Linked DNA regions of Homo sapiens: region 2 is linked to region 1. The links are chromatin loops, found by intact Hi-C in ENCODE. Cell type or tissue: mesothelial cell of epicardium. All regions are shown on one strand. Each heading gives the region's core, and the rest is flanking DNA. Links, peaks and the distances in the headings are about the cores only. Region 1 overlaps SPTBN2 (spectrin beta, non-erythrocytic 2). Region 2 overlaps TOP6BL (TOP6B like initiator of meiotic double strand breaks).

Region 1 (5,374 bases), core at 254-5,253:
GGCCCTTTGTAGGCTTTGGCTGTGGAGGGACGGGGGCAAAATGGCACGGGACTGTGGGCTTCCACCTTCTTCCCCAGCCTTCACAGGGCCCAGCTTTGCACACCTTCCCCATGACCTACCTCAGGAACACAGACAGGCACAGCCCCAGGGCTGGAGCCAAAGCTGAGCTTACAGATGAGGCTTGGGCAGATTAAGATTCCCAAGGGAATTAATTGCACCCAGAGTAGGTGGGAAAAGAAATGTTTTCAATGGGGCCACTGTTCCTGTCTCCATGAAGCAATGCTCCTATGTAATCTAAGTGGCAAAGGCACTTGAAATGAACCCATCCTCTGAGCAGAGGGAGCCACTGCTTCCCGCCCTGTGCCGTCACTCTCTCTGAGGGCTGTTCTTCCAGCTGGTCCCCTTGGACACTTTTCTAAGGCCCCCCCACTTCCCTTCATGACCACAGCTCACCAGTATCTCTCCCGAGAGCACCTCGAGGAGCCTCAGCAGGTTGCGTCCGTCCCGGAGGTCGCTGTACAGGTCCCCCACCCGGCACGTGACCCGGGCCAGGTGCGAGTTTACCCACTTGGTGAAGGTTTTCTTCTGCACAGCTTCTCGTTCATCTGTGGTGGCAACATGGGTTTATTTCTGTCCCTCGAGTTCAGTATGCCTGCTTCTAAACACCAGTTGGCAGGGGTGGGGGATGGAGAAGCCTGAGAGATGGGAAGCGGGGTCCTCTAAGGAGGAGGAAGGGAAGGAAGATGACCGGGAGGAAAGCCCGTAACTTGCAATGAGCTCATAAGCAAGGTAAAGAAGAAAGATGAAAGACAGAAAATAGGCGAAGGTTGGGTGTGGTGGCTCATGCCTGTAATCCCAGCACTTTGGGAAGCCAAGGCGGGCGGATCACAAGGTCAGGAGATCGAGACCATCCTGGCTAACACGGTGAAACCCCGTCTCTACTAAAATTACAAAAAATTAGCCGGGCATAGTGGCGGGCGCCTGTAGTCCCAGCTACTCGGGAGGCTGAGGCAGACTGACGTGAACCTGGGAGGGGGAGCTTGCAGGGAGCCGAGATTGTGCCACTGCACTCCAGCCTGGGCGACAGAGCAAGACTCCGTCTCAAAAAAAAAAAAGAAAAGAAAAGAAAAGAAAATAGGCTTTGAGAAGAAAGGATGAAGACCTTTCATCCTCAGAAACCATGGGACATGCAGGGAGGGGCTGGGATGGGGCAGTCGTGGAAGCAGTGGAATGCTGGTCAAGTGACTTCATTCATCAGAGCCCCAATGTCTCATCTGTAAAATGGGAACATCACTTTCTACTTCAACAGGTCATTGTGTTGATTAAATGAGATAAGGTATATAAAACAACTAGTTGGTGCCTGGCACAAAATGGCTCCTTGGTGAGCTGCTGTTATAAAGTGGTGTGATCTGGCCCGAAGGAGAGCAAGAGCTGCCCAGGCCGGTGGGAGGTATGGCTGTTCTCTTTTGGTTGCAGACAAAGGAGAAGGTGTGGGCTAAAATTATTGCAGCGGCTCTTCCAAGCGGTCATTAGGACTTGATGGTATAGAGGCTGCAGGCCTCCTGAGTCAGCTTACTGTCCTTGGATAACTTAAAGAAAAGGCAGGCTCCTCTGCTTCTGGGGGTTGGGGACAGTACATTCAGCTGGCTGCAAGGGGATCCAGTTCCAGGACATAAACACCCCATTGCTTAGAAGAACAAGATGTTGAGAGTTGGGAACTGGGAAAACAGTGAGGCCAGGAAACATGGGGGAAAAAAAGCCAGGCAGAGTTAGGTACCAATCTCAAAAAAAAGTTAGGCAATGCCCTGCTGCCCAGCCCACAGGGGAGGGGAGCTACTGAAGAGGGGAAGTAAATACTAGGTTCCGTAGGAAAATAAAAATTAAGAACGTTCTAAGTGACAAAGTGAAAGCATCAGAAACTGCTCTGGTGATGAGGATTTCTGCCACTTTCCCACAGAGAGCCCTGTGCAAGGACCCAACCCAAGTGGCTGGGGTCTGAAGAGTCACTTTTGCTTCCGTCTCAGCACCAGCATCTCAGAAACCGGAAAGACTCATCCCTTAATCTCACATTCCTAAGCACCTCACCCATAAGACACAGCAACACACCCACGTCGCTCCGTGTCTTTCACCTCCAGCCACTATACTGGCACCAAACCTGGGGTCCTAATAACATGGGACGGCCCCATGCTCCCCAGCACCCATGAAACCAAGGTGCCTTGGGGCCTCCCGGCAGGTCTACAGGCCCCATCTGAGCCAGGAGGAGCGTGGGTCACAGGCCATTGCTGGATCCAGGGGCACTGCCCTACTGCTGGGCACCCTGGGGTGAGGCCATTTTGGCACACAGTCAGAAGACACAGAATTAGTGGCAACTAGGAGGAAAATGGGCAAAGCCAAGCACCAGAAACCAAGTGTCACGTCACAAGACGCCCACAGCATCCCTAGATCCTTACACACACACACACAACAGTGATTCCCAAAAACACACCTAAGCACTTGTGCCAGAGTGAACACACACCTGCGCAGACATCTACCTGGGCCTGTTTGCACAGATCCTCTCCTTCGAGACACTCCCTTTGCTTCCACACACACTGCCCCCGTGTACACATTCAGACACACGCTCAGAGGCCTGGAAAACACAATCTCCAGGTCCCTGGGCCTGGCTCACCCCTCCGCCTCCCCTAACTGTCCTGGCCAGCGCTCCACCGCCAGATCCGGATCCACCTCAGAGGCACTGCTGGCGCCTCCCCAGGTGCTGGCACCCCCACGCCCTCCATGGCTAGTTGCCTTTGCTCCATGCAGCACCCCAAGGCCCGGCAGTCACACCCACCCATGCCATCATACACGGTCCCTGCCAGCAGGTCCAAGCCTTTCCCCATTCCGTTGACATCTGTGTATTTTCCGGCCTCTTGTAATTATCCCCTCTAAGCTGCATCACGTTGTCTCCCAACACAAACACTGGAGTCACACTGTGTCCTGTGCCAGGTCCTCAGCTCCGGCCACTCTCCCCACACCCAGGTCCCTCTCGCCCAGGCACAGTCGTCCCCACAGGGGGCCCCCGGGCCTCACCTTGCAGCTGTTTGAAGCGTCCTTCCAGCACGCTGGCATACTGAGCAGGGTTGATGAAAGCAGCTGGTGAAAGCAGGAGGCCCCCGGGGTTGTGGGCCCCTTCCACAGCCTCATAGTAAAACTCGCTGGCCTCATGCAGGCCGTTCCCGTGCACCCTGCTCACTCCGTTCCCATTCATGCTGCCAGCTGCTAGTTACAGAGCCCAGGGCCCAGAGTCCATGCTCCCCGCTGGCAGGGGGCCAGTTTCTGTTCCCCAGTGGAACCTCAGGCTGGAGTCCAGCGTCAGGGGATTCAAGAATGGTGGGAATTTCAAGGAGTGGCAAAAAGAGTTACGGGGTGTCCCGAACTCCTGAGACAGAGAGTGGGGGCACGCCTGGCTGCGGTGAGAGGAGACAGGCGGCTCCAGACAAACAGGTTGGACAGTGTTGGGGAGGGGAGAGAGGCGGAGTGTGGCCGGCGGGGGCAGGGCCAGGCCCTGCGGGGCGGCGGAGGAGGGCACTGCCAGCGCCTTCAAGACCCGCCCATCAGGCCCCAAGTTACCTAACAATGCACAGGACCCACGAGAGGGGCCCCCAATGCAAACTCCTGTTTCCCAGAGGTTTGCAGGAACAGCGAGGGCGACCCCTCTCTGGGTGACTCTGGGAGGTCCTTCTCCAGGATGTGTGGGCTTTGAGCCCCAGCTCAGAAACAGACAAAGAGAAATCTGGAAACGAGGAAATCCTCAAAGAGGAAAAGCCAGGCACTGTGCGAGGCATTTTCCTTCACTCCCTCATCTGTGAAACGAGGGCTGTTACCATCCTTTCCACTTGCTTATCACCACCTCCAGTGCCAGCCCCTTCCCTGCCCTCTGGCCCACCAGGGCCATCCTCCACCAGGCCATCCCTGCCCCCAGACGCCCCGCTGCTGGGCACATATACCAGGCGCCCTTCCTCTGGGCTTCAGCGTTTGTCATGTGCAGCCTACACTTGCCCTTCCTCATCTTCATTCATTCAGTGTTTATTTGACACCTACTGGCTGGAGACACAGTGCTAGGCAAATCCCATGCAGAGCTGCCTCTTCAGGAGAGCCCAGTTCAGTGGTGGAGATAAACACCCAATGAGAGCACGAGGTCACACAGATGTGTGCACAGACATGGTGACAGTGCTGGGTGGCCCAAGTTATGTGCAGCCAGACATGGTGACAGTCCTGGGTGGCATGTGTCCTATGTACACAGGCATGGTGAGAGTCCTGGGAGGCATGTGTCCTATGTACACAGGCATGGTGACAGTCCTGGATGGCATTTGTCATGTGTGCAAACATGGTGGGTGGCACATGTTGTACACACATAGACATCATGACAGTTCTAGAGGCTACATGAATCCAAAACCAGAGTGCCAGGAACATTTTCCCCAAACATGACATTCTCCATAACCCACACCTTCTGTCTTCTCTGATGTATAGACACACTGGTAGGAGTGTTTCACAGCCGGCCTGAAGACCCAACCAGAAGGACAGAGAGGCCCAGGAGAAAATGAGAAGGGGTCCTGGGAAGCTATGGCTGCCACAAGGGGGTCCTCAGACTGGTGCTGAGCTGGCTCAAAAGAATCACTTGGGGAGCTTTTGAAAAATCCTGAGTTCTGGACCAAGATTCTAACTTATTGTGTCTAGGGAGGGGCTTGGAAACCTGTATTTGTAAAAAACATCCCTGGGTGATCCTGTAAAACATGTGGCCAGGTTTGGGAACCTCCCCCTTGGAGTCTCTCTTCTTCTAGTGGCCAACCCCCACCCCCACTCGGAGCACCACCTCTCGGTGAGAGTAGCTGGGACCCCTCAGACTGGGTTGGGTTGGGCTGGGCTGGGCAGCCAGCAGGTCAATGGCAATGACAAGAGTGGGATGGAGGAGGAAGCCAGACGGGGTAGGTGGCCTTGGGGTGTGTGGGTGAGTCAGCCCCATGCCAGCCACTGGTGGTGTCAGGTGGCAGCCGCACTCTTGTTGCCATGACAACTCCTCCCCCGGAAGACAGGGAGGCCGTTGGACGAGTTTCCGCTCAGAGCGGAGAGCCCAGGCCCTGGGCTGCAGGGAAGAGTAGGAGCCAAGGCAGGCAGAGAGCACACCAGGGAGAATGGGCGGCTGCAGAAACCAGCAGCAGCGGGTGGAGGGAACCTGCTTCAGGGAACAGGCAGATGAGATAATGGGAGTAACAGGTGGCAGGTGGAAGGAACAGGTGGAGAGGGAGCAGAGGGGAATAATAGACTGGGAACAGGTGTGGGAAATGACAGTGGAAATCAAAGAAGACACAACAAGGGCATGACAGGTAAGGGAGAGGTA
Region 2 (5,374 bases), core at 123-5,122, 120 kb after region 1:
CCATTCTCCTGCCTCAGCCTCCTGAGTAGCTGGGACTACAGGCACCTGCCACCATGCCCGACTAATTGTTTTTTCTATTTTTAGTAAAGACGGAGTTTCACTGTGTTGGCCAGGATGGTCTTGATCTCCTGACCTCGTGATCCTCCGGCCTCGGCCTCCCAAAGTGCTGGGATTACAGGCATGAGCCACCGCGCTATGGACACTGTTTCTGAGAAAATGAGTAACAGGGCCTTTGGTACCTCCTCTGCATCTGCTCTGCCCCTTGTACTTCTGCTTTCCTGATTGGGTGGGGAAGTTTAGGTGCCCAGGCACCCAAGGATCAAAGCATCTTATGGACTTTACCATCCTCCTCTTCAGTGTGATTAGAGAGGCACAGAGCAGCAGTAAAGCCGTTAGTGCTCCCTTCACCACCCCTTCCATGGCTGGCTGTGCCTTCTACGATGCACTTCCCAGGAACGTGTCCACTGTTCCTTTCAGCTGCTTCACCGCAAATACTCTTGCCAGTTTCCCTCGGACTTGGAAAGCCGCTGTCCACGCCTTGCGCAAATAAAGCTAAAATCCATTGTATCAGTTTCCTGGGATGCTGTCAGAAATTAACATCAACTTGAAGGTTTAAGAACAATCCAAATTTATTGTGTCACAGTTCTGGAGGCCAGAAGTCCAAAATCAAGGTGTTGGCAGGGCCACACTCCTTCCAAAGTTTCTAGAGGAGAGTGCTTCCTTGTCTTGCCTCTTCTAGCTTCTGATAAAAACTGTACCTTGGTTTCTTGTAGTTTGCATAACTCCAAACTGTAACTCCATCTTCACATTGCTTTCTCCCTGTCTCTCAAATCTTTCTGCCTTTTTTTTTTTTTTTTTTTTTTTTTGACACCGAGTCTTGCTCTGTCGCCCAGACTGGAGTGCAGTGGCAACGATCTTGGCTCACTGCAACCTCCGCCTCCTGGGTTCAAGTGATTCTCCTGCCTCAGCCTCCCGAGTAGCTGGGATTACAGGCGCCTACCACCATGCCCAACTAATTTTTGTATTTTTAGTAGAGACGGGGTTTTGCCATGTTGGCCAGGCTGGTCTCGAACTCCTAGCCTTAGGTGATCTGGCTGCTTTGGCCTCCCAAAGTGCTGGGATTACAGGCAGGTAATTAGGGATTTAGGGCCCACCCTAAATCCAGGCTAATCCTGTCTTGCGATCTGGAATTACATGTGCAAAGACTTTTCTCAAATAAGCTCACATTCACAAATTCTGGGGGTTAGGATTTGGACATATTTGGGGTGGGGGAGAATGCAGTTCACTACAGCCATCCACATCTTCAGCTTTCTAGGGACAGGTTCAGGGTAAGGCATGTGCTGTTATCATAGGACCCAGGATATAAGCGCAGAGGGACTCCTCAGGATCTAGGAGTGCTTCAGCCTCTGAAGTACTTTTACTTGGGCCTCTGTGGTATCCCAGTAAGACCTAAAAAAGATAATCTGGGCCAGGTGCGGTGGCTCACTCCTGTAATCTCAGCACTTTGGGAGGGCAAGGCAGGTGGATCACTTGAGGTCAGGAGTTTGAAACCTGCCTGGCAAACATGGCAAAATTCCGTCTCTACTAAAAATAAAAAAATTAGCCAGGCCTGTTGGCACACCCTTGTAGTCCCAGCTACTCAGGAGGGTGAGACATGAGAATCGCTTGAATCTAGGGGGCGGAGGTTGCAGTGAGCCAAGATCATGCCACTGCACTCCAGCCTGGGTGACACAGCAAGACTCTGTCTCAAAAAAAAAAAAAGATCTGACCTCTTTTACCCTGTTCTTTTGCTATAGTCATGGCTCATAGCCTCAGGGCCATTCATAGCCCAATTAATTTGGCATATGGCTAGTGAACTCAAGGTCTTACCAGTAGTCATAGGTCTTGGAAAGAAGGAACACTTACTGAATCCCTAATCTGTGCCGAGATTTTCACTTTAATCTCTGCAAAGATGTTATAAATTAGGTCATAGTTTTCCCATTTTACAGATGAGGAAACTGATTACAGAACTTTCATAATTTGCCCAGAATCACAGTCAGTAAATAGCAAGGCTAGAATTTGTACCGAGAGCTCCCGGCTCTGAAACCTGGTAATATTGTTAACACAGAGGACTAGGTTGCAAGCCCAGGGCAGATGAGTGATCCAGGTCATTGAGTAGAACCCATGATTCTCCACTCAACATCCTCTGGTAATGGCCATTTAGTGATAAATAACTTGTTAGTGGTACAAGAGTGGCACCCAGTGGCTTCAGCTAGAACTACAAGACTAAGGATGATAGGTCAAATTCTTTGACCTCTGGGCCATTCTGTTTCCATTTCTAAACAGGAAAGGTAGAATAGCTGACCTCTTGAGTAACAGGGAAGAAAACCATCTATTATATGCTTTATTGAGAAACTGAAAAAATGAGGGAGTGTGTATTCAGAGTGAACATATTCAGGGAAAGGTCATGCAGGAATGGAGAAGGTATTATTTTTGTTTTTATTTTTTTAGAAACAGGTTCCCGCTATGTTGCCCGGGCTGGAGTGCAGTGACTATTCATAGGTGTGATCATGGTGCACTACAGCCTCGAACTCCTGGGCTTAAGTGATCCTCCTGTGTCAGCCTCCTGAGTAACTGGAACTACAGGCGTGCATCACTGCACCTGGCGAGGAGTGGATATTTTAAGCCTGAATGTTTGAACAGAGACAGTGGGCCAGGAAGGAGTGAACAAGATAGTACTCCAGGGTTTAGTGTCATAGATATATGTAGGGACTGAGAACTTAAACCCAGAATGAGCAGGAGTAGTATCAAGGAGGCAATTTTCTAAGGAAAGGCATTGTTTCCGGCGGGTCGGGGGAGGGGGTAGACTAGAAATAAATGTCCCATAGAATGTTAAATCCAAGGTGTATTCTGAGGTCAGGGCTGTCTTATCTGGGGGACCAGGTGATGAATGAAGGGTGTGCAAGGCTACCAGAGAGGCCCAGAGCTTCATATCTCAATGCGGGTAGTTCCTTGATAAGACCAATTTCAAGATAGGAGAAAGATTTATCTATGACACGAGATTTTCCAAGCTAAAGCCAAAAAAAAAACCAAGTTCTGTCTCAAGATAAAAATATTTAGAAAATATCCTGTTTCTTTCTTTATGTCTTTAGAATTATTTTTGCCCCTCCTATGTTCCTTGGAATATAATTACTTGGGAACTAAAACTTGTTTTAGTAAACAATATATGATAGATCTCTCATGGAGATAATTCATATACCATAAAATTTACCACTTTAAAGAATAAAACTCATTGATTTTAAGTATATTCACTGTGCTGTGCAGCCATCGCCACTAAAATTACAGAACATCTCCATCATGCCATTAGCAGTACCTATTCGCAGTGAGTCCCAGTTCCCCTCTCCCTTCAACCCCTGGCAACCACTAGTATGCTTCCCATCTCTGTGGATTTGCCTATTCTGGACACTTCATATAGATGGGACCATACAACATGGGCCTTTATGTGCCTTCTTTCATTTAGCATGTTTCTAAGGCTCATCTATGTTGTACCATATAACAATTTCATCCATTCTTTATGGCTGAATAATAATCCATTGTATTGATATACCACATTTTATCCATTAATTAGTTGATGAACACAAGTTTTTTCCACTTTTCGGCTATTATGAATATGCTGTTACGAACAGCATATTTGTGTGGACATGCTTGTAACTGTCTTGGGTATATATCTAGGAGTAGAATTGCTGAGTCATATGATAACACTATGTTCTAACTTTTTAAAGAACTTTCGAGCTGATTTCCACAGTCTGCATCATTTTACATTCCTGCCAGCACTGTGTGATGGTTCCAATTTCTCTATACCCTCATTAACTGTTGTCATTGTTTTTCTTACTGCCATTCTAGTGCATGTGAAGTAATTTCGTGGTTTTGATTTGCATTTCTCTAGTGAATACTGATGCTGAGTATCTTTTCCATGTGCTTATTGGCCATTTGTATATCTTCTTTGAAGAAAGGTCTATTCAAATCTTTTGCCCATTTGCTGTTGTTGTTGTTGTTGAGACGGAGTCTCACTCTGTTGCCCAGGCTGGAGTGCAGTGGCGCTATCTCGGCTCACTGCAAGCTCCACCTCCCGGATTCACACCATTCTCCTGCCTCAAGTAGCTGGGACTTACAGGCGCCCACTACCACGCCCGGCTAATTTTTTGTATTTTTAGTGGAGACGGGGTTTCACAATGTTAGCCAGGATGGTCTCAATCTCCTGATTTTGTGATCCGCCCACCTCGGCCTCCCAAAGTGTAGGGATTACAGACGTGAGCCACCGTGCCTGGCCCTCTTTTGCCCATTTTTAAATTGGTTTGTTAAATTATTGAGTTATGAGAGTTCTTTACCTTGGGCCAGGCAAGGTGGCTCACACTTGTAATCCCAGCACTTTGGGAGGCGGAGGTGGGAGGATCGCTTGAGCCCAGGAGTTTGAGACCAGCCTGGGCAACATAGTGAGACCTCGTCACTACAGAAAATATGATTTTTTTTTTTTTTTTTTGAGATGGAGTCTTGCCCTGCCACCCAGGCTGGAGTGAAGTGGAGCATTCTCAGCTCACTGCAACCTCTACCTCCCGGGTTCAAGTGATTCTCCTGCCTCAGCCTCCTGAGTAGCTGGGATTACAGGTGTGCGCCACCACGCCTGGCTAATTTTTGTATTTTCAGTAGAGACGGGGTTTCACCATGTCGGTCAGGCTGGTCTCAAACTCCTGACCTCATTATCTGCCTGGCTCAGTCTCCCAAAGTGCTGGGATTATAGGCGTGAGCTACCGTGCGTGGCCTATAAATAAATTTTAAAAAGAGTTCTTTAATTTGGGTAACAGTACCTTAGCAGGTATGATTTGTAAATGTCTTCTCCCATTCTTGTGGATTGACTTTTCACTTTTGTTCATAGGAAGCACAAATTTTATTTTATTTTTATTTTCTTGAGACAGAGTCTCACTCTGTCGCCCAGGCTGGAGTGCAGTGGTGTGATCTTGGCTCACTGCAAGCTCTGCCTTCTGGGTTCACGCCATTCTTCTGCCTCAGCCTACCGCATAGCTGGGACTACAGGCGCCTGCCACCACGCCTGGCTAATTTTTTTGTATTTGTAATAGAGACGGGGTTTCACTGTGTTAGCCAGGATGGTTTCAATCTCCTGACGTCATGATCCGCCTGCCTCGGCCTCCCAAAGTGCTGGGATTACAGGCTTGAGCCACTGCACCTGGCCGAGAAGCACAAATTTTTAATTTTTTTTTTTTTTTTTTGAGATGGAGTCTCACTCATCACCCAGACTGGAGTGCAATGGCGTGATCTCAGCTCACTGCAACATCCACCTCCCAGGTTCAAGCAATTTTCCTGCCTCAGCCTCCTGAGT

Evidence for each region. Peaks named below come from ENCODE experiments on the same cell type or tissue, not always from the same donor. Only the 100,000 strongest peaks of a DNase experiment are listed, where the experiment ranks them.
Region 2: it touches region 1 in a loop (4-fold over the local background); 3 of 110 quality-filtered maps call a loop at or near these places.

What each region holds. Positions count from the first base shown.
Region 1 is chr11:66,715,377-66,720,750 of GRCh38, forward strand. SPTBN2 (spectrin beta, non-erythrocytic 2) reads right to left here. Exons shown (of 38, transcript NM_006946.4): 4 at 454-605; 5 at 1-19. Among named protein-coding and RNA genes, the nearest start is that of SPTBN2, 11 kb to the right of the region's middle. RefSeq lists an enhancer at 4,500-5,374. In mesothelial cell of epicardium, for the core only: no CTCF peak of the experiment used is centred there; DNase peaks (open chromatin) are centred at 3,375 and 5,065.
Region 2 is chr11:66,832,200-66,837,573 of GRCh38, forward strand. The region is part of intron 12 of TOP6BL (TOP6B like initiator of meiotic double strand breaks); the gene reads left to right. Among named protein-coding and RNA genes, the nearest start is that of RCE1, 8.6 kb to the right of the region's middle. In mesothelial cell of epicardium, for the core only: CTCF peaks have their summits at 2,226 and 2,425; no DNase peak of the experiment used is centred there.